Linked DNA regions of Homo sapiens: regions 1, 3 and 4 are each linked to region 2. A link is an interaction called in ENCODE POLR2A ChIA-PET data of the cell type or tissue named here. Cell type or tissue: Caco-2. All regions are shown on one strand. Links, peaks and the distances in the headings refer to the core of each region. The heading gives the core; the rest is flanking DNA. Region 1 overlaps TPST1 (tyrosylprotein sulfotransferase 1). Region 2 has its middle 12 kb from the start of LINC00174. Region 3 holds the start of LOC100996437 (a long non-coding RNA gene). Region 4 overlaps CRCP (CGRP receptor component).

The links. Peaks named below come from ENCODE experiments on the same cell type or tissue, not always from the same donor. Only the 100,000 strongest peaks of a DNase experiment are listed, where the experiment ranks them.
Region 1: POLR2A ChIA-PET joins it to region 2 with 13 read pairs; 3 of 35 experiments call an interaction of 5 or more read pairs at or near these places.
Region 3: POLR2A ChIA-PET joins it to region 2 with 13 read pairs; 3 of 35 experiments call an interaction of 5 or more read pairs at or near these places.
Region 4: POLR2A ChIA-PET joins it to region 2 with 12 read pairs; 3 of 35 experiments call an interaction of 5 or more read pairs at or near these places.

The regions. Positions count from the first base shown.
Region 1 is chr7:66,233,900-66,241,680 of GRCh38, forward strand. It overlaps TPST1 (tyrosylprotein sulfotransferase 1), which reads left to right. Exons shown (of 6, transcript NM_003596.4): 2 at 6,426-7,371. The coding sequence starts at 6,527. Among named protein-coding and RNA genes, the nearest start is that of TPST1, 32 kb to the left of the region's middle. RefSeq lists a silencer at 1,249-1,449. In Caco-2, for the core only: no CTCF peak of the experiment used is centred there; a DNase peak (open chromatin) is centred at 4,432.
Region 2 is chr7:66,409,483-66,415,311 of GRCh38, forward strand. No RefSeq gene overlaps it. Among named protein-coding and RNA genes, the nearest start is that of LINC00174, 12 kb to the left of the region's middle. In Caco-2, for the core only: a CTCF peak has its summit at 4,497 (motif pointing left); a DNase peak (open chromatin) is centred at 4,109; H3K4me3 peaks cover 2,520 bases.
Region 3 is chr7:66,650,310-66,658,090 of GRCh38, forward strand. It overlaps LOC100996437 (a long non-coding RNA gene), which reads left to right and starts at 4,210. Exons shown (of 4, transcript NR_110037.1): 1 at 4,210-4,317. It also overlaps a transcript of RABGEF1 not described here. RefSeq lists enhancers at 3,491-4,096, 4,097-4,702, 4,703-5,308 and silencers at 4,239-4,308, 4,319-4,568. In Caco-2, for the core only: no CTCF peak of the experiment used is centred there; DNase peaks (open chromatin) are centred at 4,132, 4,532 and 4,922; H3K4me3 peaks cover 2,808 bases.
Region 4 is chr7:66,136,744-66,144,524 of GRCh38, forward strand. All of the region lies in intron 4 of CRCP (CGRP receptor component), which reads left to right. Among named protein-coding and RNA genes, the nearest start is that of CRCP, 26 kb to the left of the region's middle. In Caco-2, for the core only: no CTCF peak of the experiment used is centred there; DNase peaks (open chromatin) are centred at 4,408 and 5,686.

The DNA of each region.
Region 1 (7,781 bases), core at 2,320-6,319, 180 kb before region 2:
CACCCAGCATGGAGTGCAGTGGCGTGATCTTGGTTCACTGCAACCTTCGTCTTCCAGATTCAAACAATTCTCCTGCCTCAGCCTCCGGAGTAGCTGGGATTACAGGCATGTGCCACCACGGCTAATTTTTGTATTTTTAGTACAGACAGGGTTTCACCATTTTGGCCAGGCTGGTCTCAAACTCTTGACCTCAGGTGATCCACCCGCCTTGACCTCCCAAAGTGCTGGGATCACAAACGTGAGCCACCATGCCTGGCCTACTTCCTGCTTCTTGAATGCGTTAAAACGCCTTCCCGTTACATGGCTTTTGCATATCTACGTACTTTTTCTTGGAATGCTCTTCCCTTCACTAATTCCTACTCATTCTTCAGGTCTTAGCCTAAATGCCATTTTAAAAGAAAGACTGTTCTTTTTATTTTTAAAATATTGCTTTATCTTTTCCTAGTTAGAAAAGCAACATACAAGTTCTTTAAAGCAAGCTTGAAAAATAAAAGCATGGCTACACACACACACACACACACACACACACACAGACACACACACACACACGGAAACCATAGGACAAGCATTTAATGTTTCAGTGCCATCAAATGTCAGCTTGTTATTGGTCGTTTGGGTTTTTCATTTTTTCTGTTTGGAAGCCTGCAGAATTTTTCGTGCTTGGAATTGCCAAGATGTGTCCAGATTGGGTCTGTTACCATTTGTTTTGCTCTATGGATGTATAGATCCTTACATCTATAGTGTCTGTTTACATTCAGGGAAGTTTTGTTTGTTTGTTTGTTTGTTTGTTTTTTGGAGACGGAGTCTCGTTCTGTCTCCCAGGTCGGAGTGCGGTGGCAGGATCTCAGCTCACTGCAAGCTCCACCTCCCGGGTTCATGCCATTCTCCTGCCTCAGCCTCCCCAGTAGCTGGGACTACAGGTGCCCGCCAACACGCCTGGCTAATTTTTTGTATTTTTAGTAGAGATGGGGTTTCACCGTAGCAAGGATGGTCTCGATCTCCTGACCTCATGATCTGCCCACCTTGGCCTCCCAAAGTGCTAGGATTACAGGTGTGAGCCTCCGCGCCCAGCCGGAAGCTTTCTTTTTTTGAATCTGTAATATGGTTTTACTTTCTTTAACCAAAATGTTATTGTATAATAGGATCGACTCTTCTCTGTTTTCTACATTATTCTCTTTTCTTGCCATTGTTTCCTTTTCTTTCTACCTGGCTCCTTTTGAATTGAACATTAGGATATCATCTTAAGTGTGTCTTTTAACATAATGGATGCAATGTTCTGCATAGATTTTTTTTTTTTTTTTTTTGAGACAGAGTCTTGCTCTGTCGCCCAGACTGGAGTACAATGGCGCGAACTCGGCTCGCTGCAAGCTCCGCCTCCCGGGTTCACGTCACGCCATTCTCCTGCATAGACATTTTAATGCTATATTGCCACCAATTATCTTAATACTTTTTTCTTTGCAGTTTTTTCTTATTAAGCTGATATTTTAATCTCAACCTAGTCTTTGTGATTCTTTGTTGAAGCTTTATATAGTGCCTGGCACAAAACTATGTGCTCAAACATATATTGAATGAATGATTAAAAGAGTATACACATGAATAAATAAGAACCAGTTCTTAGTTGGTGTATTCTACTGAGACTGTCAAAGTACTTCTCTAGTAATGAATTCCTTTTTTAAAAAAAAGCTGTATTGAAGTGTAATTTATATATATAGTATGTGAACTTCCAAAATCTGAGACAGGTATCAGTTAGTTTAGAAAGTTTATTTTGCCAAGGTTGGGGAACACGCCTGTGAAGCAGCCTCAGGAAGTCCTGATGACGTGTGCCCAAGGTAGTTGAGATACAGCTTGGTTTTATACATTTTAGGGAGACATGAGACATCAATCAATATATGTAAGAAGTACATTGGTTCCGTTTGGAAAGGTGGGACAGCTCGAAGCAAAGGCAGGAAGACTTGAAGCGGGGAAGGGGCTTCCAGGTCACTGATAGGTGAGAGACGCACAGTTGCATTCTTTTGAGTTTCTGATTAGCCTTTCCAAAGGAGGCAATCATATATGCATCTATCTGTCTGACTGAGACTGATACCTGTCTCAGACTTTGGAGGTTCACATACTATATATATAAATTACACTTCAATACAGCTTTTTTTTAAAAAAAGGAATTCATTACTAGAAAAATACTTTGACAGACAGTGAGCAGAGGGATGACTTTGAATAGAATGGGAGGCAGGTTTGCCATAAGCAGTTCCCAGCTTGACTTTTCCCTTTAGCTTAGTGATTTGGGGGCCCCAAGATTTATTTTCCTTTCACAAGTATGAGGGTGTAATTCAATAATTTTTTAGTAGATTTTATAGGGTTGTACAACTATGACAACAGTTCAGTTTTAGAACAGTTCAGTCACCGCAAAAAGTTCCTTCATGTAAGCTTGCACTTAAATCCCTGCTTTTTCACTCTGTCTCTATAAATTTGCCTTGTCATTTAAATGTGTGCTTATGTTGCTCTCATATATATATGTATATACACACACACACTTTTAGGATTGTTTATATCTAAACAACTTTAATGAAGTATATATAGTGTAAGGTATATGTACTTTATTTAAGTATATATACTTAATGTATATATACTGCCTTTGCTTTGAGCTGTCCCACCTTTCCAAACGGAACCAATGTACTTCTTACATATATTGATTGATGTCTCATGTCTCCCTAAAATGTATAAAACCAAGCTGTATCTCAACCACCTTGGGCACAGGTCATCAGGACTTCCTGAGGCTGTTTCACAGGCGTGTTCCCCAACCTTGGCAAAATAGACTTTCTAAATTAACTGATACCTGTCTTAGGTTTTGGAAGTTCACATACTATATATAAATTACACTTCAATAAAGCTTTTTTAAAAACAAGTGTGCACACACTTTATAATTGTTTTCATTTTTAAGCATGGCTTTCTAGGAGTTGCCTTCCTGTCTGCATAGCTTAGTGATCAGTGGTCACCCAGTGCTTGGACAGTGGTTGCCTCAGACATCTTGAGCCAGTAAGGCATTTGTCCTCTGCCAGTAGATCTCTGTGGGTAGGGAGCACATACAAAGTTTAGGCTTTTTCAGATCTGCTGTCTTTTACTTTCCACCCAGTCCTTTCATGTCTCCTCTGTGCCTGCATGCCACTTCTGGGTTGGCCAACAAATGTGCCCCACCCAGACTGCAACCTCCACCTTCTAGAGCTGTTCACCCTCTCACTCGCCTCCCACCTGCTCCATCACTTACTCTGACAGTGCAGGTGGTCATGTGCGTTCTTCCCCACTCCAAACTCAGTGAACTGTCAGTCCTAATGGTTTGCCTTGCCCTGCTCTGCCTTGCAGAACCTCTGTACCTACTGAATGAGTAGATGAGGTGGGAGTAACCTTACACAGACCCTCATTGTTCTTACCCACCTTTTAGCAGTTTTTCAAGCATAAATGCTTCTCAGGTTGTTGTATTCTTCTGGTGGATTTCCAGAGCACTGAAAGGGTTGTTTTGCCCATTTCACCCAGCTTTATCATTGGTTTTTGGGGAGAGGAATTAACTACCTTCTCACTAGGCTGTAGCTGGAAGTCTTCCCTCTCAGAATGTATTTTTTAGTGTAGTTAGTCATTTCCCCAGGTATATTTACTGTATCCTTAGGGTTCTCCAGAAAAACAAAACCAAACCCCTGTGTTAGGGTTTTACAGAAAAACAACCAGTAGTCAGGGTAAGGCAAACCATTAGGACTGGCTGCTTTGCTAGTGGGTTGGAAGGGATCTCACTGAATTTAGAGTGGTGGGTAACGCGCATGCCCACTCTGTATATGGGGAGGGGTCGGGGGTAGGGAGAGAAAGAGACTGATTTTAAGGAATTCACTTATGCGATTGTGGGGCTTTCAAGTCTGAAATTCACAGGGCAGTTGGGCAGAGATGAGTTGATGTTGCAGTCTTGTTCCCGGACCAAACTGAGGGTCGGGTTGCTGTTTCTTGTGGCCCAATAACGAGATGCAGATGAACTGGGGAGGAAGAGAGTTTTTATTTCTGTAACTGTTACAGGGAGGCCTGGAAATTATCACCAGACCGACTTAAAATTACAAAGTTTTTCTGAGCTTATGTACCTTCTAACCTATATGTCTGCATGTAAGTGTGCATTCATCTGAAGATGTAAGTGATTAACTTCTTTTAATCTGTAACTAAAGTCTGAGTCCTGAAGCCCTTCTTCTGGAGCCTCAGTAAGTTTACTTCATCTAAGTGGGTCTAGGTTCTGGGGTGATTACCCTTATCTTATCTCCTGCTAAATCACGGAGATTTGGAGAGTTCCTTCAGACCTCCAATAAACTTGTTTGTGGAGGCCTGGGGAGTTTCTTCAGACCCCTAATAAAACTTGTTTAATCCTAAATGGGTCCTGTTAAGAATTCCTTCGTTATTTTGTCATGCTTTAAGGCCCAGGAAAGGCCTGGGCAAAACTCTTGGTGCGCTTTTGTTACATTCCAGCCTTTGTATAACAGCACTGGCTTTTTTTTTTTTTTTTTTAGCTTTTAATATTTAACTTAACCACTCAGTCAGTACTGAAACAGTTGTTATGGAGGCCTGCGTTAGTGAGACCTGGCCTGCCACAGTCTTAACTCCAGATTCTGCTCGGTAGCAGGCTGGACACACAGGCAGGGTTTCTATGTTGTAGTTCTTTTCCAGGAAACCTCAGTCTTTGCTCTTAAAGCCTTTACCTGTTAGATGAGGCCTTCCTGTATTATGGAGGGTAATCCACTTTACTAGAAATCTGTTGATTTAAGTGTTAATCACATCTAAAATATACCTTCACAGACATATCTAGATTGGTGTTTGATCAAACAACTGGACACCAAAGTCTAGCCAAGTTGACACATAAAATTAACTGTCACACTTGCCTTCTGAGGATTCAGGGTAAATTATTTTGGTGTACATGTAGTCTGGTTGCTGTCTGTTTCCCACTGTATACCCTTGCTCTAGCTAAACTAGCAGCTCCAGCTGTTTCATATACATGCTTCTGCTTTTGCACATCCATGTCTTTGGTCATAGTGTACCTGCAGCATGGAGTGCTTCCTGTGTCCAGATCTTACCTGTCCTTCTGAGGATTAGATCACAGATACTTATACATACAATTTTGTTTGCAGCCTATACACTAGCTTTCCTAAACTTCTTCCTGTCACCTAATTATGCTGTGTTCTGTCTTGCCATTGTGCTTTTGCACACAAGTTCCTTTGGTTTAGAATATCCCTCCCTCTGTCTTTTCTTTCTTAAAGAGACAGGGTCTCAGTGTGGGCTGGTCTCGAACTCCTGAGCTCAAATGATCCTCCCATCTCGGTCTCCCAAAGAGCTGTGATTACAGGCGTAAGCTGCTGCACCTGGTCCTTCCTTCCTACTTTCTGTAAAACTTTTACAGCTTCCTCAGGTCAATTACATGCTCCTTTTCATTATGCTCCCATTGTCCCTTTGCGTATTTCCACGGAGGCACTCATCACATTTTATTGTTATTGTTTACATATCTGTCTGTCAAAAGGCTTTGTTTTCCAACAGCAGAAGTTACTATACTGTTTTCCTTTTCAAAGTTGGTCCTCAGTCGAGCCTATCTGGTCTGTAGTACCTAAATAAATTGTGGGATAATAAACTGAATCTCTGTTAAAGATTTGGAAGTTGTTTCATATTTCTTCTATAATTTCTCATTGTTAGAATGTGGAGATAATGACTGCTTGGAGGTAAAGCAAGTCTGAATAGCAGAGATCAGCCTTGGGTTGGACTCCAGACATTCTTGGGCTTATTAAATATTTGGTTGACTCACTGATAGAAATAGTTTTATTTATTTTCCATTCTTTACCAGGTACATAGCTTCAAAATTACTTCATTAACAAAAGCTGTTTCTGATTATAAACATTGATTTATTTTTACTCAAATTTGTATATACTGTATATACTGAGTAAAACAAATTTTACTCATTTGTTTTTGTTTTGTTTTGTTTTGTTTTGTTTTTTTGAGACAGAGTCTTGCTTTGTTGCCTAGGCTGGAGTGCAGTGGCATGATCTCAGCTCACTGCAAGCTCTGCCTCCTGGATTCATGCCATTCTCCTGCCTCAGCCTCCCGAGTAGCTGGGACTACAGGCACCCGCCACCATGCCCAGCTAATTTTTTTTGTATTTTTTTTTAGTAGAGATGGGGTTTCACCGTGTTGGCCGGGATGGTCTCCATCTCCTGACCTCGTGATCCGCCCGCCTCGGCCTCCCAAAGTGCTGGGATTACAGGTGTGAGCCACCGCGCCCGGTCTCAATTTTGTTTTAAGAATATCAAAGAATCCAAGACTGTTTCAGCTTCTTTCTACCTAAAATGCAGTGGTGATAACTGGTGACTGATTTGTAAGCAATCTCAATGTAATGATAAATAACCTTTTCCTTTCTCTACTAGATGTTGGTTATCTTTCTGAAGTAGACTGTCCATGGCCTGAACATTTTCCGAAAATCATTTTGAGCAAAATATCTGTTTAATAACAAGATAACCACATCAAGATGGTTGGAAAGCTGAAGCAGAACTTACTATTGGCATGTCTGGTGATTAGTTCTGTGACTGTGTTTTACCTGGGCCAGCATGCCATGGAATGCCATCACCGGATAGAGGAACGTAGCCAGCCAGTCAAATTGGAGAGCACAAGGACCACTGTGAGAACTGGCCTGGACCTCAAAGCCAACAAAACCTTTGCCTATCACAAAGATATGCCTTTAATATTTATTGGAGGTGTGCCTCGGAGTGGAACCACACTCATGAGGGCCATGCTGGACGCACATCCTGACATTCGCTGTGGAGAGGAAACCAGGGTCATTCCCCGAATCCTGGCCCTGAAGCAGATGTGGTCACGGTCAAGTAAAGAGAAGATCCGCCTGGATGAGGCTGGTGTTACTGATGAAGTGCTGGATTCTGCCATGCAAGCCTTCTTACTAGAAATTATCGTTAAGCATGGGGAGCCAGCCCCTTATTTATGTAATAAAGATCCTTTTGCCCTGAAATCTTTAACTTACCTTTCTAGGTTATTCCCCAATGCCAAATTTCTCCTGATGGTCCGAGATGGCCGGGCATCAGTACATTCAATGATTTCTCGAAAAGTTACTATAGCTGGATTTGATCTGAACAGCTATAGGGACTGTTTGACAAAGTGGAATCGTGCTATAGAGACCATGTATAACCAGTGTATGGAGGTTGGTTATAAAAAGTGCATGTTGGTTCACTATGAACAACTTGTCTTACATCCTGAACGGTGGATGAGAACACTCTTAAAGTTCCTCCAGATTCCATGGAACCACTCAGTATTGCACCATGAAGAGATGATTGGGAAAGCTGGGGGAGTGTCTCTGTCAAAGTGAGTAGAAGATACGTTTTTTATTTTGACTCTATATTTAGCTAATAATGATCTATACATATGTATGTATGTGTTTTATGTATATATGTGTGTATGTTCCTGTGTGTATATATAGAAACTGAAGACCTTTTCTGGAACAGATACAGCTTCATTGATGAGGTTTCTTTTTTTATTAATTCTCTACTAGTTTATTACAGATGTTCACTTATTTATACTTCATTTTTTCATTTATATATCGTGGCCCTCTTTATTTGTTTGATGGATACAAACCCACCTTACAGGCGGTGAAAAGCCTTCTTCAGGGTCTCAGACCTTAATGCCAATCATTCAGTTTTAGTGGCTTCTGATTTCTAATTTCTAGATATTGTTGTTAATGAGGATAGTTGGCTTTTGTGTGGATTAAGGTTAAA
Region 2 (5,829 bases), core at 1,830-5,829:
ATGACCTCTGTGTTCTAAGCAGAAATGACCGAAGGCCATTCCACACACCAGTGGCCCTCGGCAGCCTTTGCATTCCATCAAGAGTCAGGGTAGCTGTTCAAAGACAGGTGGTGTCTATGATGCAACTAAGCAGCACTCAGTAAGTTCATGTCATCAGACACACAGTAGACAGGATTCCTGACAAGAGACAGGAAACATCAGCACCAGGTATTGAAATAATGGACAGGAATGCCCCAGGAATGCTGTGAGTGCTCCCCAGTCCTTACTTCCTTCTCCATGACAGATACACCTAAAACTGAAACATACTTTCTTGCTGAGCCTGTTCAGAATCGTTCAAGACAGCACTCCAGGAAACCTCTGTCAACAAATCTAAGTATTTGCCACACGTGTTAGCCAGATTTGAAGTACAGACAGTGGAATGACACTTATCCCAACGCCTCCCTTCCTCTCCCATCCTGACACATGAGAAAGCTGAATCCAAGAGAAATGAAGTCACCTGCTTGGTTTCGATAGCAAGTGTAGTAGTAAAAATAAACCAAAGCCCAGTTTCTGGGACCTTCCTTTTTTAGGTCCTAAACTTCTATAATTCATTCAGACATAACCCTTTACTGATACGTTATCAAATTAAAGACCAACAACAGGTGAAGGACTATGAGTCCCTTCATGTTCATATGAAAGGGCAAGACTCTTATCTCCAAAAAATAAAAAATAAAAAAATATTTCAATTTAAAAAAATAGTGTGATGGTCTTTGGCAATGTTTAAATAGAAAAGAAGAGTATCACTTTCAAATAAGCTGACACTTTCTGAACATGTAATAACCAGGGTCACAGAATCACAGAGGCCAGTGAGAAGACTAAAAAGTACCCCTGTGAGCCCCAGTGATACATACACCACCAGGAAAATTTCCTGTTCCTGTCGCTCCAACGAATCCACAGCAACATAATGTCGGCAAGTGACATGATCTGCCTCCCCTACCTCCAGGCAGCCACAGGGAAAGTGGAGAGCAAAGGGACCATTCCCTGTGTCACTGATAAATGAGGCTCAATGGGAAACACGAAGCATGAGGGGCACCCAAAGTTAGATGACAAGTTCAGTATCTCCCCTTTGTCTTCCTGCTTCAGGTATTATCTGCATCTTCTCTTTTCATGATAAGGAAAGAAGCAGCAATAGCAATAGCGTGTCTAAATGTGGGACTACCCATCGAGCATCATGGAACTTAATATAGAAGTTTATACAACCCTGAGAGCTTTCAGAACCTGGTGTCCTAACATGTACATCCAAGTTTTCTAAAGCTCTTGACCAGGCAGTAGACTATGAGCCCCCAGGAGTTCACGCAGGTTTTCTAGGATCTTCACACTGCTAACCACAGTCATGGCAACGCCTTCATTGCCTTTTTAAACAATTGTTTTCCCAATTGTCCCCTTAAAATTGGGCAGTTTAGGCTGGGCACGGTGGCTCACGCCTGTAATCCCAGCACTCTGGGAGGCCAAGGTGGGCAGATCACATGAGGTAAGGCGTTTCAGCCTGGCCAACATGGTAAAACCCTGTCTCTACTATGAAATACAAAAATTAGCTGAGCATGGTGGTGGATGCCTATAATCCCAGCTACTCAGGAGGCTGAGGTATGAGGTATAAGAATCCCTCGAACCCAGAAGGTGGAGGTTACAGTGAGCTGAGATAGTACCAGTGCACTACAGCCTGGGCAACAGGAGTGAAACTCCATTACACACACACAAAAAAGAAGCAGGCCCAAATATATATTTTTTTTGAGACGGAGTCTTGCTTTGTTGCCCAGGCTGGAGTGCAGTGGCGCGATCTCGGCTCACTGCAAGCTCCGCCTCCTGGGTTCACGCCATTTTCCTGCATCAGCCTCCGGAGAAGCTGGGACTACAGGCTGCCGCCACCACGCCCGGCTAATTTTTTGTATTTTTAGTAGAGACAGGGTTTCACCATGTTAGCCAGGATGGTCTCGATCTCCTGACCTCGTGATCTCCTGACCTCCCACCTCAGCCTCCCAAAGTGCTGGGATTACAGGCATGAGCCACGGCACCCAGCCAGGCCCAAATCTTAAAGTAAAACTTTTAGCATAGAAAATAAGAATTGGTGAGAACTCCATTCCCTGGTTACTTACCCCATAGGCTGAAGAGCTGCCTCTGCCTCTAAGGATCAGGGCATTCTGTTTTTGATGGCAGAATCTAAGTCAGAATGCAGCACAATCCCTGAAAAGTGAGAACATCAGGGTGAGTTATCCTGACCTTGAGACTGCTTCTCTCTTTCATTAAAACAAAACAAAACAAAATATATATATATACACGAACCAAGAAGCCGATCCCCTCTTGCCACCTCAGTTATTTGAACTCAGCTACTCAAGGTCTATTTTGTCGAGATCAAGGGCTCCCATGAGTGACTGTGAGGCAGATCTGATCACTCAGAGGGGGAAAGGTAACCTCATAAAACCTGAAGATGTGAAAGGAGAACATAGCTGCTGCTCAGAAACTCCACTAGCCCATCTTGAAAAGAAATTATCTACGAACAGAGTAATTCCCAGTTTCCAATTCTAGGCCTTATAGTTTTGCTGAGTGTCCCTAAACTTTTCTTTTCTTTTTTTGGAGACAGAGTCTTGCTCTATCCCCCAGGCTGGAGTGCAGTGGTGCAATCTCGGCTCACTGCAACCTCCGCCTACTGAGGTCAAGCAGTTCTGATGCCTCAAACTCCCAAGTAGTGGAGATTGCAGGTACATGCCACCATACCCGGCTGATTTTTGTATTTTTAGTAGAGATGGGGTTTCACCATGTTGGCCAGGCTGGTCTCGAACTCCTGAACTCAGGTGATCCGCCTGACTCAGAAACCCAAAGTGCTGGGATTACAGGCATGAGCCACCACGCCTGGCCTTCTGCTCTTTCTTATTTTGCCCACCTAATGTAAGAAAACTAAGGTAAAATACATTTTTTAAGCAAACTAAAAGGAAGCTCTCTAGGTGGTATGGCTACTATACTCAGGAGACTTTAACTTCCCTTGACCCAAAAATGGCTATCTGGAAGTCAGCATCCTCAGAGTACACTTCAGATGCAAACTAGAATACATCAGTGTAAACTAAGGAAGTCCACAGCCTTTGCTTGAGTAAAACTAGATGCAACAGGCCGGGCGCCGTGGCTCACGCCTGTAATCCCAGCACTTTGGGAGGCCGAGGCGGGCAGATCATGAGGTCAGAAAATCAAGACCATCCTGGCTACCACGGTGAAACCCCGACTCTACTAAAAATACAAAAAAATTATCTGGGCTTGGTGGCGGGCTCCTGTAGTCCGAGCTACTGGGGAGGCTGAAGCAGGAGAATGGCATGAACCCGGGAGGCGGAGCTTGCAATGAGCCGAGATCGCGCCACTGCACTCCAGCCTAGGCGAAAAAGCGAGACTCCGTCTCGGGGGGGAAAAAAATACACCAAGCGTGCACCACGCCTGGCTAATTTTTGAAACTTTTCTACAGACGGGGTTGCGTCACGTTGCCCAGGGCAGTCTCGAACTCCTTAGACCAAGCCATCCTCCCCCTCGGCCTCCCAAAGTGCTGGGATTATAGAGTCCAGCCAGCCTCATGTTTTCTTTAAGCAGTCCCTCCCTGTTGCACAGTTGGATAGTTTATTTTTTTATTTTTTTAGACATGGTTTACCTCAGTCTCGCAGGACGGAGTGCTGTGATGGGATCACAGCTCATGGCAGCCTTGAACCTTGGGGTTCAAGGAGCTGGGAAGTTGAGGTGAAACTACTGAGACTGGGTCGCGCCACGTTGCTGAGGCTGCTCTTTAACTCCTGGCCTGAAGGGATCCTTCCGCCTCGGCCGCATCCAGACATAGTTTTCTAGTTTTGACCCACAGAAACAGTGCTGGGTCGGAGTTTGTCAACTACCCATCTCCAGACAGCAACACAAAGGACCTGGCAGGGAGGTCGCGGTTACCAAGCTCCACTCTAAGGAGAAAACAGCCTAGCTCCAGGCACTGTACCGTCACTGTGACGTCGCGGAAGGCCCGGTGCTGTGACATCGCCGAAGACACGCGCCTTCGGCGAACGCCCGTCCCCGTGACGTCACCAGAGGTGCGCCCAATCGGAACTCGAGGCGGGGCTGCGGGGGAGGGGGGCCTGGGTCTTCCAGAAGCGCGCATGCGCAGGCGGGTGGCCACAGGCAGCTGTCAGCTTCTGCAGGCTCGGACCCGGCGGCAGGCAACAATAAGCTACAAGGGGAGCTTTACCACTGCCTGGATTACTACTACCTGCGCGTTGGGCGCAGCAAGGGCTTGACGCTACTGGAGCACGCGCTGCGCACCAACCTGCTGGCGCCCAGCGGGCACAAGCACAAGGTGGCGCAGAAGCTCCTCAATGGACAGCACAAGCCCGCTAGAGCCAGCTGCAGTCCTTGCCACGCACTCGCCTCACCTGAGGCTGTGTAGGTGCGGCCCCCAACACCTAACCCAGCCAGGTACCGGGGACCACAGCAGCGTCCCCTGCCGCCCAGCGCCGCTCATACTGGGCAGGGTTGGCCCCCTCTGAGGCTGCCCCGCATTAGGGAGCTGCACCCCCTAGCTTGACATCTGATGGCTGTTGCAGCAACATTAAAATCTTTGGAAATTTGTAGGGTGGTAGAAGGGGCTAGGAAACGAAGAAAACATCTTATTAAAAATAAAAGCGATCGGGCCAGGCGTGGTGGCTCACGTCTGTAATCCCAGCACTTTGGGAGGCCAAGGGAGGTGGATCACGAGGTCAGGAGTACAAGATCATCCTGACCAGGATGGTGAAACCCCGTCTCTACTAAAAATGCAACAATTAGCCGGGCGTGGTGGCGGGCACCGATAATCCCAGCTACTAGGGAGGCTGAGGCAGAGAATTGCTTGAACCCGGGAGACGGAGGTTGCAGTGAGTCGAGATCGCTCCACTGCACTCCAGCCTGGGCGACAGAGCGAGACTCCGTCTCAAAAAGAAAAAAAAAAGAATTGCTTGAGCCCGGGAGGTTAAGGTTACAGTAAGCCGACATTACGCCACTGCACACCAGCCTGGGTGACAGGACAGAGTGAGATCATGTCTTTAAAAAAATATATATGCAAGTGACAGCTTTTCTTCCAGTGCTAATGCTCAAACTGAGTAAAGTAATTGGGCCGGCCCCGTGGCTCAGGGGCCCTTAATTCCAGCACTTTGGGAGGCTGAGGTGGGCGGATCGCTTGAGCTGAGGAGTTCCAGACTAGCTTGGGCAACATGGTGAAACCCTGTCTCTACAAAAATACAAAAAATTAGCTGGGCATGGTGGCGCGGGCTTGTAGTCCGCACTACTTGCGGGGCTGAGGCAGGAGGATCGCTTGAGCCCAGGAGGTGGAGGCTGCAGTGAGCGGTGATCTGGCCACCGCACTCCAGCCTGGGCGACAGAGTGAGACACTGTGTCAAAAAAGAAAAAGAAAGTAACTGATCTATGTTTTTGTCTGATTTCCTACAGGATACCAAAGGACCTGTTCAAAGTATTTTCTGTAACTCCAACTGTAACTTGGTTCTAGAAGGAGAGAATCCATGTTTGGTCAACAGAACTTTTCACCCTGACTTCAGTTTACTGCTTCGATATCTTTTCCTAATTGATTGTTAATTAAGTTCTGCCTAGCAAGTATAAAAACCTCTGCCTCCTGGGTTCAATCAATTCTCCAACCTCAGCCTCCGCAGTAGCTGGAATTACAGGTGCCCACTACCACGCCCGGCTAATTTTGTGTGTGTGTGTGCGTGTGTGTTTTTTTTTTTTTTTTTTTTTTTTTGAGATGGAGTCGCGCTCTGTCGCCCAGGCTGGAGTGCAGTGGCGTGATCT
Region 3 (7,781 bases), core at 2,350-6,349, 240 kb after region 2:
GCTAGAAATGGCCGAGGAGTAATTGTGAACTTTATAGTGAACTTGAGTCCAAGCTGCTATTTAACTGTCCAAAAAATGAACAAGCATCATGAGCTGAAATAGAATGTAAAGAAAAATAAGAGGCAGAAATCAGACTTTTATTTCTTCTAGTTTAGGCTCCAAAGCTTGAGAGAAGTAATACAGAGGGCTTGATTTTTAGAAAACCTTAGAAATGATTAAATAGGTCAGGCGCGGTGGCTCCGGCCTGTAATCCCAGCACTTTGGGAGGCTGAGGTGGGCGGATCAAGAGGTCAGGAGTTCAAGAGCAGCCTGGCCAACATGGTGAAACTCCATCTTTACTAAAAATACAAAAATTAGCCGGGCATGGTGGCACATGCCTGTAATCCCAGCTACTCGGGAGGCTGACGCAGGAGAATCGCTTGAACCCAGGAGGCAGAGCCTGCACAACTGCATTCCAGCCTGGTGATACAGCAAGACTCCATCTCCAAAAAAAAAAAATAATAATAATAATAATAATGCTTAAATAGATATGATCATATTCAGAGCTAAATTTAACCAGAATCTAACATTGTTTTCCAGATGAAGAGTTTGAGAAAGCCGACTAACTAGCCCAGTTGAGTCCCTAGGCTAGTGGGTAGCAGAGTGGGGACGTGTCTGTGTCCCGAGCCTCGGCATGTCCCTGTGCTGAAGCCCAGGGCCTGGTTCTGCACTGTCAGGTTACCCAGATCCAGTTACAGAAAAGAAGCCAAAACAACTTGCGGAAAATAAGTCTACAGAAAAGATAAATAATAGTACTCTAATGAATGAACAGACTTGTGACATCTCTTCCCTGGGGACAGAACAGGAGGATACAGGTTTATATCCCAGCAATAGGGATTCTACATTACAAGGAAAGTTTCTAACTGGGAGATATGAGATGAGCTACACAAGAAGAAGCCAAAACATTTGCACTCGTGCTGCCTTTTTATTTTTTTGAGATGGGAGTTTCACTCTTGTCACCCAGGCTGGAGTGCAATGGCGCAATCTCAGCTCACCGCAACCTCTGCCTCCCGTGTTCAAGCGATTCTCCTCTCTCAGCCTCCTGAATAGCTGGGATTACAGGTGTGCACTACCATGCCCAGCTAATTTTTGTATTTTTAGTAGAGATGGGGTTTCACCATTTGGCCAGAGCTGGTCTCGAACTCCTGACCTCAGGTGATCCATCCACCTCGGCCTCCCAAAGTGCTGGGATTACAGGCATGAGCCACCCGCCCTGGTGCTGGATTTTTGCTTAGTCCTATCATTTTCTGAGTCCCGAGAGTTTTCATATTTGGATGAGTGACCAGTCTCAAAGTCATTTAAGTCCTGCCTAACCTCCAGGACTGTCTGGCATCTTCCTTCTCTTCTTCCTTCCCAGGTGGCTTCACCCTCACAGTCCCTTATGGTGTCAACTTGGTGCCATCTTACCAGGTTCTCCCTAGGCTCCCAAACCCTCGCTCCTGCCTGCTTATTCTATATCACCATGTTATTTATTTTTTAAGTAACTATGATTATGTTATAGGCTTAATTGTGATCCCCACCAAATTTATATGTTGAAGTCCTAACTCCAATACCTCAGAATGTGACTGTATTTAGGAATAGGGTCTCTAAAGAGGTGAGTTAAGATGATGCCATTAGGGTGGGCCCTAGTCCAATTCGACTGGTGACTTTATAAAAAGAGGAAATTTGGACACACACACAGACACCAAGAATGCATGTTCACAGAGAAAAGGCCATGTGAGGACACAGTGAAAAGGTGACCATTTATAAGCCAAGGAGAGAGGCCTCAGGAGAAACCAAACCTGCCAATTCTGTGATCTGATTTTGGATTTCTTTTGGTTTTTCATGCCTGAGTTTTGTATTTTTTGTAGAGACGGGGTTTTGCCATGTTGGCCAGGCCAGTCTGGAACTCCTGACCTCAGGTGATCCATCTGCCTTGGCCTTCCAAGGTGCTGAGATTACGGGTGTGAGCCACTGCGCCCAGCCCTTAACTTGGATTTCTAGACTCCATAACCAAGAGAAATAAATTTCTGTTGTTTAAGCACCACCCCCCCACCCAAAAAAAAAGAGAAGAAGAATATAGGCCATGAGCGGTGGCATGTGCCTGCAGTCCAAGCTACTCAGGCAGTTGAGGTGGTAGGATCACCTGAGCCCAGGAGAGATTGGTAGAATGATTTAATGAAAAGGTGGATGACAGAGCCTTGGGAAATGTAAAAAAAATAAGTAAAATAAAATACAACATGATCCATCCATATACTGTCTATAAGAGACTCACTTTAGATACAAAGAAACAAAGAGATTGAAAACAAAAGAATGAAAAAATAAATTCCATGCAAAAAGTAACCAAATGAGGCTGGGCTTGGTGGCTCATGCCTGGGATGCTGAGACAGGTGGATCACCTGAGGTCAGGAGTTTGAGACCAGCCTGACAACATGGAGGAACCCCGTCTGTACTAAAAATACAAAATTGGCGGGGCGCAGTGGCTCACGCCTGTAATCCCACCACTTTGGGAGGCCGAGGCGGGCGGATCACAAGGTCAGGAGATCGAGACCATCCTGGCTAACACGGTGAAACCCCGTCTCTACTAAAAATACAAAAATTAGCCAGGCGTGGTGGCGGGCACCTGTAATCCTAACACTTTGGGACGCCAAGGGGGGCGGATCAGTTGAGGTCAGAATTCGAAACCAGCCTGGCCATCACGGTGAAACCCTGTCTCGATTAAAAATACAAGAAAATTAGCTGGGCGTGGTGGTGGGCGCCTGCAATTCCAGCTACTTGGGAGGCTGAGGTGGGAGAATCCCTTCAACCTAGGAGGCAATGATCCGAGATCGCACCACTGCACTCTAGTATGGGCCACAAAGCGAGACTCCCCCACCAAAAAAAGACAAAAATTAGGCAACCTGTCCAAAAACACAGCAGCGATAATTAGCAAAGCTGGGATTCCAACCCAGGCCTATCTCACAGCCACAGCATAGTATTTTCTTTTTTTTCTTGCTGTGACTGCACCTTACGCCATAGATGGCATCCAGGACGCAGAGCAGTCAGTATTTAGGTACTGTTTTTCACATTCCTTACATGGGAATCACGTCAACAGGATTCAATTTGTGACTCAACCATTAATACTTTGTGACACTGGCTAATTTATTGCACTTCTGGGTCTCGGTTATGCTTTTTGTGGGGGGAGGGGAGGGCAGGGTCTCGCTCTGCTCTGTCACCGGAGCTGGAGTTTAGTGGAGGGATCTCTGCAGCCTCAACTTCCTGGGCTATCAAGCGATCCTTCCACCGCAGCCTCCCCAGTAGCTGGGACCACAGGTGCGCGCCATCATGCCTGGGTGATTTGTAAAATTTGTTTGTTTATTTTAAACAGAGTCTCGCTCTGTCGCCCAGGCTGGAGTGCAGTGGTGCGATCTGGGCTCACTGCAAGCTCCGCGTCCCAGGTTCACGCCATTCTCCTGCTTCAGCCTCCCGAGTAGCTGGGACTACCGGCGCCCGCCACCACGCCCAGCTAATTTTTTGTATTTTTTAGAAAAGACGGGGTCCCTGTGTTAGCCAGGATGGTCTCGATTTCCTGACCTCGTGATCCGCCCGCCTCGGCCTTCCAGAGTGCTGAGATTACAGGCGTGAGCCACCGCGCCCAGCAAGTAAAATTTCTTTTGTAGAGACAGTGATCTTGCTTTGTGGCCCAGGCTGGTCTCGAACTCCTGGCCTCAAGGAATCCTCCTGCGTGGGTCTTCTAAAGATTCAGCTGCTTTTGGATCAACCGATCGCCTTAAGACCCTTTAACTCGAACAACTGTCACATCCTCGGATCCGCGAAGGGCTGAAACTCAAAGAGTTTTTGAAGCGTCCCTCGGCGCAGTGGCTCCGCTCCACCTCCCATTCGCGCTACCACCGCGGTCGCAGCGCCAGGATCGCCAGGGGGCCAGCGTCGCTCTCCCGCTGCTGCGCGCCGGAAGCCGGAAGCAGGGACTGAGCCACAGACTAGGAAAGGCAGGCTTCTCCGGGGCTCCCCAGTGCCCTAGCTTTAGCCTGGAGGCCGCCCTCTTCTATTTGCTCTTAGACGTCACGGGGGCACCCCAGTCCCCTCGACCCTTTGGATCCGGCTCACATTTCCTCCGGTGAAGAGCCAAAGGCCCCGGAAGTGACGTTTGCACGGCTTGCGTATCGTGCGTGCGCAGGCCGCGCCGGGGGCGGGGCTAGCAGGAGGGTGTGTGTGGGGCGGGAGCGGACAACGGAGACCAGACCTACTGCAGCCACGCGGGCGAGCGGCTGTGTGGATGTCGGCGAAGCCGCGGGCGAGGTACGGAACGGACGGACTGGTGTAAGAGCGTCGCGGCTCTCAGCTACGGGAGCGGGGCGGCCGGGCGTCTCGGGCCGTGGGCGGCGGGGCGGTCGGTCCGTGCCCTCCGCGCGGCTGGGGCAGTTGCGCGTCGGTGCCTCCCGCTGTCCTTCGTCCCACATTCCAGCCCCGTCAGCTCCGCCTTCCCAGTTCCAGGCCGCCCTCGGCTCCCTTAATCCTCACAGTGCGCGGCTTCTCCGTCTAACGTGCTCGTTGCCGGCATCTCCAGCGCCCGGACAAGCCCTTGAAGGCCTGACGCGGAGCATTTCCCGGCCGCCTCCCTCTTCGGCGGCTCCCCTCGTCCCGGCTCTCACTTCCCCGTCCAGGACGCTGGCTCCGAAGCAACATTTGTGGTCGCGCGGGGCCCCTCCCATGACCTCTCTGGAACGCGCCTAGCTGGGACGCTCGGACCCAGACCACAGCTCTTGGCCGCGACAGGGGCGCCGGGACTTGATCCCCCGTCGCCCTGGGGGGACAGAAGCGTCCCGGAGTTGGGAGGGGATTTGAAGCCTGTGGTCCTGACTTCCACCCCGTGGCTGAGGGCGAGGCTGCAGGGCTGGGGTTAGGAGCAGAAGTCCCTACTTCCGAACCGTCTGGGAGGAGAGCCGAGAGATGTCCATCACGGCAGTTTAGGGAGAGAGAGGGAGGGACTCTGCCGCTTTGGAGGCTAGGTCATAGGCAGCTGGCGGTGTCTCAGCGCGGGTGACCAGTCCTTGCGGTTGGGAAATGTGTCGTGGGCGCCCGTGGACTCGTTTTGCCTTTGAGATTAAATAGGAAATTTTCCCAGGACGAGTTTACCGGAGCACCTTGGGAGTTGGTTTTTGGCTTGGAGAGCTACTTTCCCCCCCTAAACCTAGAACTGCTTTGTTTTTCTTTATTATATTTTTTGAGATGGGATCTCACAATGTTACCCATGCAGGTGTCAAACTCCTGGCCTTAAGCGATCCTCCCGCCTCGGCCTCCCAGAGTGCTGGGATTATAGGCGTCAGCTATCGCGCAGCTTTAACTGCTGTTAAAGAGTCCGTTCCTTAAAATTGTTGTACCAAGAAACTTGCCAGAGATGCAAGAAAATGTGATTATATTGTTAATATTTAATGATAAATAACATTTTGCTTTTAAGAGTTACTGATTCATATCTGCAGGATTAAGAAATGTTCAGGATTTGAATTTTTAATGACCTTCCAAGCAGTCATGTTTCTACTCTCTAGAAGTTAGCCAGTTGAGGAGAAGGGACAGTCAAGATACTTTCAAAACAGTGTGGTAAGGAGTGTGAGCTAAGATGGAGCACCGAGGAGGGAGTCGGGCATTTAGGCCGTGCTGTCGGGCGTGGAGCCTGGAAGGGATCGGGGAATACTTTCTGCATGTGTCTTGAAGAATGAGTAACATTCAGACTAACAGGGTGGAATGAGGGGAATCAAAGGAGAGGAGGCCAGTAACTACAAGGAGGTGCTTATTTATTTATTTATTGAGAGAGAGGGTCTCACTTTGTCACCCAGGCTGGAGTACAGTGACACGATCACGAGTCACTGAAGTCTCAACTGCCTGTGCTCAAGGGATCCTCCCACCTCAGCCTCCCAAGTTGCTGAGACTGCAGATGCGTGCCACCACACCCAGCTGATTTTTAAATATTTTGTAAAGATGGAGTCTTGGTGTGTTGCCCAGGCTGGTCTCAAACTCCTGGACTCAAGCAATCCTCCCGCCTCAAGTCTCCCAATGTGCTGAAATTACAGGCATCAGCTACTGAGCCTGGAGGGTCGTTATTAAAGTGAAAAAGTGCAGGACAGAGATCTAGAAGCTTAGGCTTTAATCTGATGGTGACAGAACCAGGGAAGGGTTTTTAGCTGGGTCCCTGTGTGGTTAAAATGGGTCTCTCTGGCTGGGCGTGGTGGCTCATGCCTGTAATCCCAGCACTTTGGGAGGCCGAGGCGGTCGGATCATGTGGTCAGGAGTTTGAGACCAGCCTGAGCAACATGGTGAAACCGTGTCTCTACTAAAAACAGAAAAATTAGCCGGCTGTGATGGCACCTGCTTGTAATCCCAGTTACTCAGGAGGCTGAGGCAGGAGAATTGCTTGAACCCGAGAGACAGAGGTTGTGGGGAGTCAAGATCACGCCATTGCACTCCAGCCTGGGCAACAAGAGTGAAACTGCATCTCAAAAAAAAAAAAAAAAAAAAAGTAACCAAATGAGACCAGGAGTGGCCACATGTTAGGCACAATAGGTTTTAAGCCAAGAATGGTTATGAGAGACAAGGGAATTCTATACTGATAAAAAGTTTAATCCAACAAGAAAATATAATAATTTAAAACATATGTGCCTAACAACAGAGCATCAAAACATATGAAGTAAAAAAGGATAGAATTAAAGGGAGAAATAGAGTTTCAGGATGATCATTGGAGACCTCACTACCTCAATGTTAATAATACAGAGACCAGATCAATAGGAAAGAGAGCACTTGAACAACATGATAATCCAATTAGATCTAATGGTCATATGCAGACACCAACCCAACAACAGCAAAATACACATTCTTTTCAAGAGCGTGTGGGATATTGTCCAGAGTATACAGTGTATTAGGCTGCAAAACAAATATTAATGTTTTAAAAGTTTGAAAGTATGCAAAATACTAAGTATTTTCTAATCACGATGGAATGAAACTAGAAATCAGTAACAAGGAAAACTTGAAAACTCACAAATATATGGAAAATAAACACACTCTTGATCACTGGTTGGAGATGAAATCATACAGGAAATTAGAAAACACTTTGAGATGAATGAAAATGAAAACACAACATACCAGAACTTATGGGATGAAGTTAAAGCAGCGTTCAGAGGGAAATGTTTAGCTGTAAGCATCTACCTTTAAAAATAAGAAAGCCAGCAGTGGTGGCTCATGCCAACATCCCAGTATTTTGGGAGGCTGAAGCGGGAGGATCCCCTGAGGTCAGGAGTTCAAGACCAGTCTAACCAACATGGCAAAAGCCCATCGCTACTAAAAATACAAAAATTAGCCAGGCATGGTGATGCAGGCCTGTAATCCCAGCTACTTGGGAGGCTGGGGCAGGAGAATCGCTTGAACCTGGGAGAGGGAGGTTGCAGTGAGCCGAGATAGCACCACTGCATTCCAGCCTGGGTGACAGAGTGAGACTCTATCTCAAAAAAAATCAATAAAAATAAAAAATAAAAGTAAGAAAGATCTCAAATTAGTCACCTCACTATACCCTCTAAAGGATCTAGAAAAAGAAGAGCTAACCCCAACCTAGCAGAATACCAGAAACAAAGATTAGAGTGGAAATAAATAAAGGAAATTAAGAGAATAGATAAAATTAAAAGTTTTTTTTACAGTTCAGCAAAATTGACAAATTTTTAGCTAGATTGACTAAGAAACACAAGAAGACTCAAATATCCAAAATCAGAAATGAAAAT
Region 4 (7,781 bases), core at 2,019-6,018, 270 kb before region 2:
TAGGTCAGTTTTGGGGGAGAATTGACATCTTGACAATATTAATAATTCAAGATCGGACGGGCACGGTGGCTCACACCTATAATCCCAGCACTTTGGGAGGCTGAGGCAGGTGGATCACGAGGTCAGGAGTTCAAGACCATCCTGGCCAACATGGTGAAACCCCGTCTCTACTAAAAATACAAAAAATTAGCCGGGTGTGGTGACGGGGGCGCCTGTAGTCCCAGCTACTCGGGAGGCTGAGGCAGGAGAATCACTTGAACCTGGGAGATGGAGGTTGCAGTGAGCCGAGATTGCGCCACTGCACTCCAGCCTGGCGACAGAGCGAGACTGTCTCAAAAAAAAATTTAATAATAATAATAATTTAAGATCAGTCAAAGGTTAAAAAAAAACAACCCGCCAATACTGAACCTTCTAGTCCATGAAAACAGTGTAGCATACAGGTTCTGCACAAATTTTTTTAGATTTATACCTATTTCATAATTTTGCGTGCTATTGTAAATGGTGCTCATTTCTAGTTGTTGATTGCTGATATAGAAGTACAGCTGACTTTATATTGATCTTATGCCCTCCAGCCTTGATAAATCCACTTATTAGTTCTAGGAACTTTTTTAGTGTATTCTTTAGGATTTTCTGTGCAGAAAGTCGTGGTATTTGCAAACAGAGTTTTACTTCTTTCTCATCTGTATGGCTTTTCCTTCTTTTTCTTATTTCATTGCCCTGGCTGGGGCCTCCAGGATGATGTTGAGTAGGAGTGGTGAGAGCAGACATCCTCATCTTGTCCCTGATATTAAGGGAAAACAGTCAGTCCTTCACCATTAAGTATGATGCTAGTTTAGGTTTTCCATGAATGTCTTTTACCAGGTTTAGGAAGTTCAGATTGCTGAGATTGGATGTTGAATGTTGTCACTTGCTTTTTCTATATCTATAAAGCTAAAAAGATTTGTAGCCTTTTGGCTGTATCTTTTTGTTTATTTTTGTTTTTAGTAGTTACTGAAGGGATCCCTACTAGGTTACTAGTAGGGTTAATAATATGCATGCCTGACCATTTATAGTCCAGAGTTAATATTTTACCAGTTGGTGTATATAAGTCTCTTTACCTTCTTTTTGTGTTATGGTTGTATTTATAACATATAATCTACATACATTGAAACATATAATCTGCATACTATTAGTAGTGTTTTTACATTGACTTTCTGTATTCTTACATATTTTAAAGAACTTAAGAGAACAAAAATAGTCTTTTTGTCATCATTTCTTTTCCTCTCTATTCCTGAAGTGCCCTGCGTCCTTTTTATCATTTACTTCACCAGGAAGAACTGCCTTTGGCACTTTTCTGAGAACAGGTCTCTTGGCTACAAATTCTCTTATTTTCATTTAGCTGAGAATGTCATTATTTCCTTTCATTCCTGAAGGATAATTTCACTGGGTTGATTGATCTTTTCCTTCAGAACTTTTAAGATGTCATTTCAGTGACTTCTGGCTGTCACAGTTTTTGATTAGAAATCTGTGATCAGGCTGGATGCAGTGGCTCATGCCTATTATCTCAGCACTTTGGGAGGCTGAGGCGGGAAGATCACTTGAGGCCAGGAGTTTGAGACCAGCTTGGGCATCATTGTGAGACTCCATCTCTATATTTTGAAAAATAATTAATTAAAAAAAAATTTTAATCCGCTATCACTCTAACCCTAATGTGTCATTTTCCTCTGGCTGCTGTTAAGATTTTTTTTATCCCCCTCTACTCCTACTGCTTCACTTCACTAGCCTGGGCGCGGTGGCTCACGCCTGTAATCCCAGCACTTTGGGAGGCCGAGGCTGGCAGATCACGAGGTCAGGAGATCGAGACCATCCTGGCTAACACGGTGAAACCTCGTCTCTACTAAAAAAAAAAAAAAAAAAAAAAATCAGCTGGGCATGGTGGCGGGCGCCTGTAGTCCCAGCTACTCGGGAGGCTGAGATAGGAGAATGGCGTGAACCCGGGAGGCAGAGCTTGCAGTGAGCCAAGATGCGCCACTGCACTCCGGCCTGGGGGACAGAGCGAGACTCCGTCTCAAAAAAAAAAAAAAATTTAAATAAATTTCAAAAAAGATTTTCAAGTCTTTGGTCTTCAATAATTTGATAATGATATATTTCAGCTTTTTTTTCCCCAGTTTATTTTTGCTGAGCTTCTTGATTATGTAAATTTATGTTTCTTACTACATTTGTGAAGTTCTCAGCTATTTTTGAAATATTTTTTCTATCCCAATCTCTTTCTCCTCCTTTTCTTCAGCTCCCAGAAACACAACTGGTAAACCTCTGATACTGCTGTACAGGTCTTTGAGGCTCTGTTCCTTTTTAAAAAAATTTGTAGTTCAAATGGAATAATTTCTCTTTTTTTTCCTGTCTCTTTTTTTAGTAGAGATAAGGTTTCACTCTGTTGCCCAAGCTGAAGTGCGGTGGCACCCTCAGGCTCACTGCAGCCTCAGAGTCTAATGGGATAATTTCTGTTGATCTGTCTGTATATGCACAGATTGTTCTGGCATCTTCCGTTATCAAGCCTACCAGTGAATTTTTCATTTCAGGTATTTTTCAATTCTAAAGTTTCCATTTGGTTATTTGTTATAACTTCTATTCTTTCCTGAGAACTTGTATTATTCCATTCATTTCAGGAATGTTTACTTTTTCCCCCAGTTATTATAATAGTTAGAATCTTGATAATTTTAACATGTCATCATGGGCTTGGCATCTGTTGATTATCTTTTCCCTGGAGAATGAGTCGTATTTTCGTGGTCGAGGTAATTGTAGATTGTATCCTGGACATTTGAGTATTATATTGTTTAGACTCTGGGTCCTGTTAAAAGCTTCTGGTTTGTGTTTTAGGAGGCTGTCAATCCAATTAGGTTCAGACTTCAAGTCGGTCTTGCCTTCCGGGGCAAGGATTTCAGTGTCATTTGGTTTTGAAACCCACTCTGGGTCTTTGCATATGGGACTGGACTGGCGGTGGAACTTGCTCCCTTCTCACTTGGGGTCTTTGCTGTGCTGGGTCTGTTCCATGCTTGCTGTTTTGGTGCTGTTCTGCACATAAACAGCTCAGGTGAATCTAGAATTTGTGTTGATTGATACTCAAATTTGGAGGAGTCCCCTTCTCTAGCTCTCCTCTCTGGAACTTCCCTGCTCCTACCCTCTGGCCCACATGATACCCCCTTTTGGGTCCTGTAGCCACAAGTTCCGAGTTTCTCTCAAAGGTTTGCCCACCTGTTGTTACTAGAGCTGTCCTTGGAGCAGAGCAGGGAAAGTAGAAAAGGGAAAAGGGAAAAATGACTCTTGGGCACTCTGGACAGCAAGGGCTCCCTTCCAGGCTACGCCTGTTGCTGGTCCCCACCTGGGGGGCTGCCCTTGAGTTGTGAGCTCCTCCTGGGTCTCCAGCCTTTCTCAGTCTCCTGGCGAGAAAGATTGGATTTCTCCTGGAGTTGGAGCTGCTTGTGGGGCCACCGCAGCTGCACCAGGATTGAGGCCCTGAGAGAAAAGGGGAAAAAGCCCCAAGAAACTCACATCCATCCTCCACCCCAAATGGTTCTCAGGTTTTGTTTCCCTCCCAGACCACCTGCTTTTGTTTGCTTTTCAGAGTCGGGTATTTTTTTTGTTTTTTTGTCTGGAGATTTCTTCTTTTCTTTTCTTTTTTTTTTTTTGAGTTGGAGTCTTGCTCTTGTTACCCAGGCTGGATGGAGTGCAGTGGCACAGTCTCAGCTCACTGCAACTGCCGCCTCCTGGGTTCAAGTGATTCTCCTGTTTCGGCCTCCTGAGTAGCTGGGATTACAGGTGCATGCCATCACCGCTAATTTTTGTATTTTTAGTAGAGACGGGGTTTCTCCATGTTGGCCAGGCTGGTCTCGAACTCCTGACCTCAGGTGATTCGCCGCCTCAGCCTCCCAAAGTGCTGGGATTACAGGCATGAGTCACTGCGCCCGGCTGTGTCGAAATTTTTCACTGTAATCTGTGGAGAGAGAAAGGCTTTCGTGGGCTTCCTCCATCTTCTCCTGTAGCAGAAGTGCTAACAGTTGATTTTTAAGGCCTCTTTTCATCTCTTTGGGCTAATGTATTGCTTCCTAAGCCCAACATCTTTTCTACTGTAAGTATGGACAAATACTGTTCAAAAAACCTACAAATACATAGGCATTGTCTTGCAAGCTGATTCGTGATTGGCCATGATCTATATAAATTTAAAGCAGACTGTAGTATTCAAGGAGGATTGATCTTAGCTCCCTTTTTTCCACTAATGATCCTAAAATCGAAGATTTTTTAAAATCTTTTTAAAAGGCTTTCTAATCCTTTTAACCTCAACCCTTTGATTAATTGCTTGTTTCCATGACTCTGCCAAGAGTTAACGCTTCAGGCAGCGTTGTTGTCCAACAGCCAGAAGAGGGAGCGGCAGGCTTCTTCACTGTGGCTGGGCCTGGCTCCTCTGGGAACTTGCAGCTCTTGTTATATTTGTGAGCATAACACATTCAGTTATACTCTTGTAGTTATTTTTAAATGTACAATTAAATTATTGTTGACTGTAGTCACCCTGTTGGACTATCAAATACTAGATCTTATTCATTCTTTCTATTTTTTCATAGTCATTAACCACGTGCACTTCTCCCACCTCGCCCACCCTGCTGCCCGTCCCCGCCTCTGATCTGCTCTCTGGTCCTTCTCCTCTCTCTGTCTCCAGAAAGCATGGACTTCTTGGTTACAGCCTGTAGTGGTAGCTGAGATTTTGAGGCCTGGGTGAGGACGTCAGTAGGAGGGTCAGAGGATGAAAGTCAGCACCATGAGAGTGCCAGAGCCTCTCTGGAGAAGAGAAAATCCAGAAGGAGATGAAGAAGGGAGAGTCGGATCAGGAAAGAATTGAAAGAGAAGGTGTCATGGAAGCCCCGAGGGCAGGCAGTTTTAAGGAGGGAATGATCAGCAGTGTCAGATGGAGTAGGACCGAGGAGCAGCCGCTGGATTTGTCCGTGTGGAGGCACCAGGCCCTTGAAGCAAGAACACTTTTGGTGATCACTTGGGCAAGAGCTAGGGTGCAGGGAGTTGAGAAGCAAGGGAAGAAGGTAGAGACAATGAAAGTGGCTTGGTTCTGAAGCCAGCAGGGAATGTTTGTGCGCTGACCCCCTTAATTCCACCACCCCAGACTGGAGTGTGGAGTGCATGGGGGCCTGCTGTGACCACAGCAGTGCTCAGCTCCTTGGGTGTAGGACAGGGAACTTGCTTGGTGGTTTGACCTCGAGTTGGAGTTTTTCAGGGAGCGGTTGTGAATGTCTTTGCTGATCTTCTGGTCATCTCGTTACCTATCCTCTGTAGCTTTTAGTCTTTGCGATCCCTCTTCTCCCTCTTCACGTGGAGACCTCTCAGACGGGAACTGAGAAAACTAACCGGAATGAACTCATCTCCCTTCCAGTCCTTTCCGATTGGCTGCTGGTTCCCCTCACCGTGGTCTCAGTGGAACATGAGCCCCTTTGCTGGAGATTTGGGCAGCAGTTTCTGAGGGTCTTTACTTTTCCCTCCTGGAATTTCAGCCTCTCCATGTGTTTGTCTCCCCAGCCGGTGGCCATTCTCCACTCTCCTTCCAGACCCTCCCTCCTTCGGCTGGAGCTGCTTTTTTACTTCTGTGTTATCAAGAGGTTCGTTCCTCCACAATCATTCCTCAGTCCTCAGAGTCCAGTTGTCAGCACAGCTGTCATTCCACTGAACTGCACAGGCCACCAATGACCTCTTGGTTGGCAAATACAGTGACTTCTATATTGACACAGTCAACCTATTTTTCTCGCTCTGTCTCCCAGACTGGAGTGCAGTGGTGTGATCATAGCTCACTGAAGCCTCAGACTCCTGGGCTCAAGCAATCCTGCCTCAGCCTCCTGAGTGGCTAGGACTACAGGTGTATGCCACCATGCTTGGCTAATTGTTTTATTTTTATTTTTTGTAAAGACAGAGTCTCACTTTGTTGCCCAGGCTGTTTTTGAACTCCCAGCCTCAAGTGATCCTCCTACTTTAGCCTCCCAAAGTGTTGGGATTACAGATGTGAGCCACCGTGCCTGGCTTCTCCTGGCCCGTTAAATGGAGGCACTTTATGGTGTTCTGTCCTGGTCTTCACTCACTCCACAGTTGGTCTCTGGACCCATAATATCCACTCCATGGTTTCATGTAACTCCTTGCAAATAAATCTAGTGCTGGTTTTTTTCCTTTAGTTTTAGACCAAACTAGACACACTTTTTGACAGAAGCCTCTTCAGAGTTATAAAGGTACTACAAACTCAAATTTCATGTTAAATAATGTATTTTTTTTCTAAACAACCTAACCTTGACTCTATCTGTTCCCTCACTCCTCCTCCCTGATCCTACCCAATCTAGGCAGTTGTCAAGTCCTGTTGACTTTACCTGAGGGTGACGGGAAGTGTTTCACGTGTTTAGACGCTTACTGGCATGCCTGCTCCTGCTGGCCAACTTCATAACTCACTCTCACTCACCCAGGGGGTGTTACAATGCATTCCTCACTGTCTGCCTCCATTTTCTTGGGTCTTCCCAAATCGCTGCCAGCACCAGCCAGAGCATGCCCCTCTTCCTTGATTGCTCTCCTATATTGACCAAGTCACACCCAGCCTCTTGATAGTCAGGGCCCTTTCGATCTTGTCCCAAATGACTCTTTCACCCCATGTCCCACCCCTCTCTAGCTGTTTCCTAAAACTCCGGGAGCTTTCTTTCCTCTGGGCACGTCCTTGTGTTGTTCCTGCCCTGGCTGGCTGTCCCTCCCATCCCTTTTGTGTTGAAAAGCCATCAGGATCTAGTGCAAGGGTCATCTCTGTGGAGTCTCCCTCCTTGAGTCTAGAGTAAACATTTGGGGGATTACAAGCAGTAGAAATTGACTAGAACTGCCCTAATAATGACTGCCATTTATGGAGAAACTATCGTGAGACAGATGGCATTATGACACTTTCCATCCATTATCACATGTACACTAGAAGCAGATGGCCAAGAACAGGAGCTTCTCTGCCATTTACTAGCTTTGCAACTGTAGACAAGTTATTTACTCTCTCAGTGTCAGTGAAATCTGAGGATTTGATGTAGTTCCACATGGAAAGCAAGCAATAAATGGTAGTGGCGGCCTCTGGAAAGATTTTCATCCCTGTTAATCCTCTCATAAGATAGTTAAGTACTGTTATCATTCCTATTTCACAGATGAGGAAACTGAGGCTCAGGGAGAGTGGGTAAGTGTTCTGCTTCCCCCAACACATGGCTGCAGGAGTCGTGGCTTCTTCATGTTTTCACTCCAGAAGGTCTTTAATGCGATAAATACTTACTGAGCTGATTGGAAAGATGGATATGCAGCCCCAGGGTCAAATTGAGAGAGAAATGTAGAAGTTGTTGCCTGCACAGGGGTGGTCACTGCAGTCATTTGATCTCCTCTGAAGTTCTGTAGTCTTTCAGAGTCCACATGATTCAGCCACCCTTTCAGCAATGATCTGTTTCTTTCTTTGAGGCAGATGATCACTATATCTAACTGTCACTCAGATCTTTTGTTGTGAAAATTTACATGTATTTGTCTTCTTTCTCCAGCTGGGTTAAGTGCTTTCAGGGCAGAGGCACTGTACCTGTATTTCTGTGTATTAACTCCTGCCCCTTTTAGTCCCTGTTTTGTTTACTAAGATAATAAGTCAAATTTGGGAAATATTAAATCTTCATCTCAAAAAGGAATTTACCCATTTCTAAGAGATGACCACACAAGATGATTTTGTGTGTTTTAATTTTTTAGTTTTAGAGATAGGGTGTGGC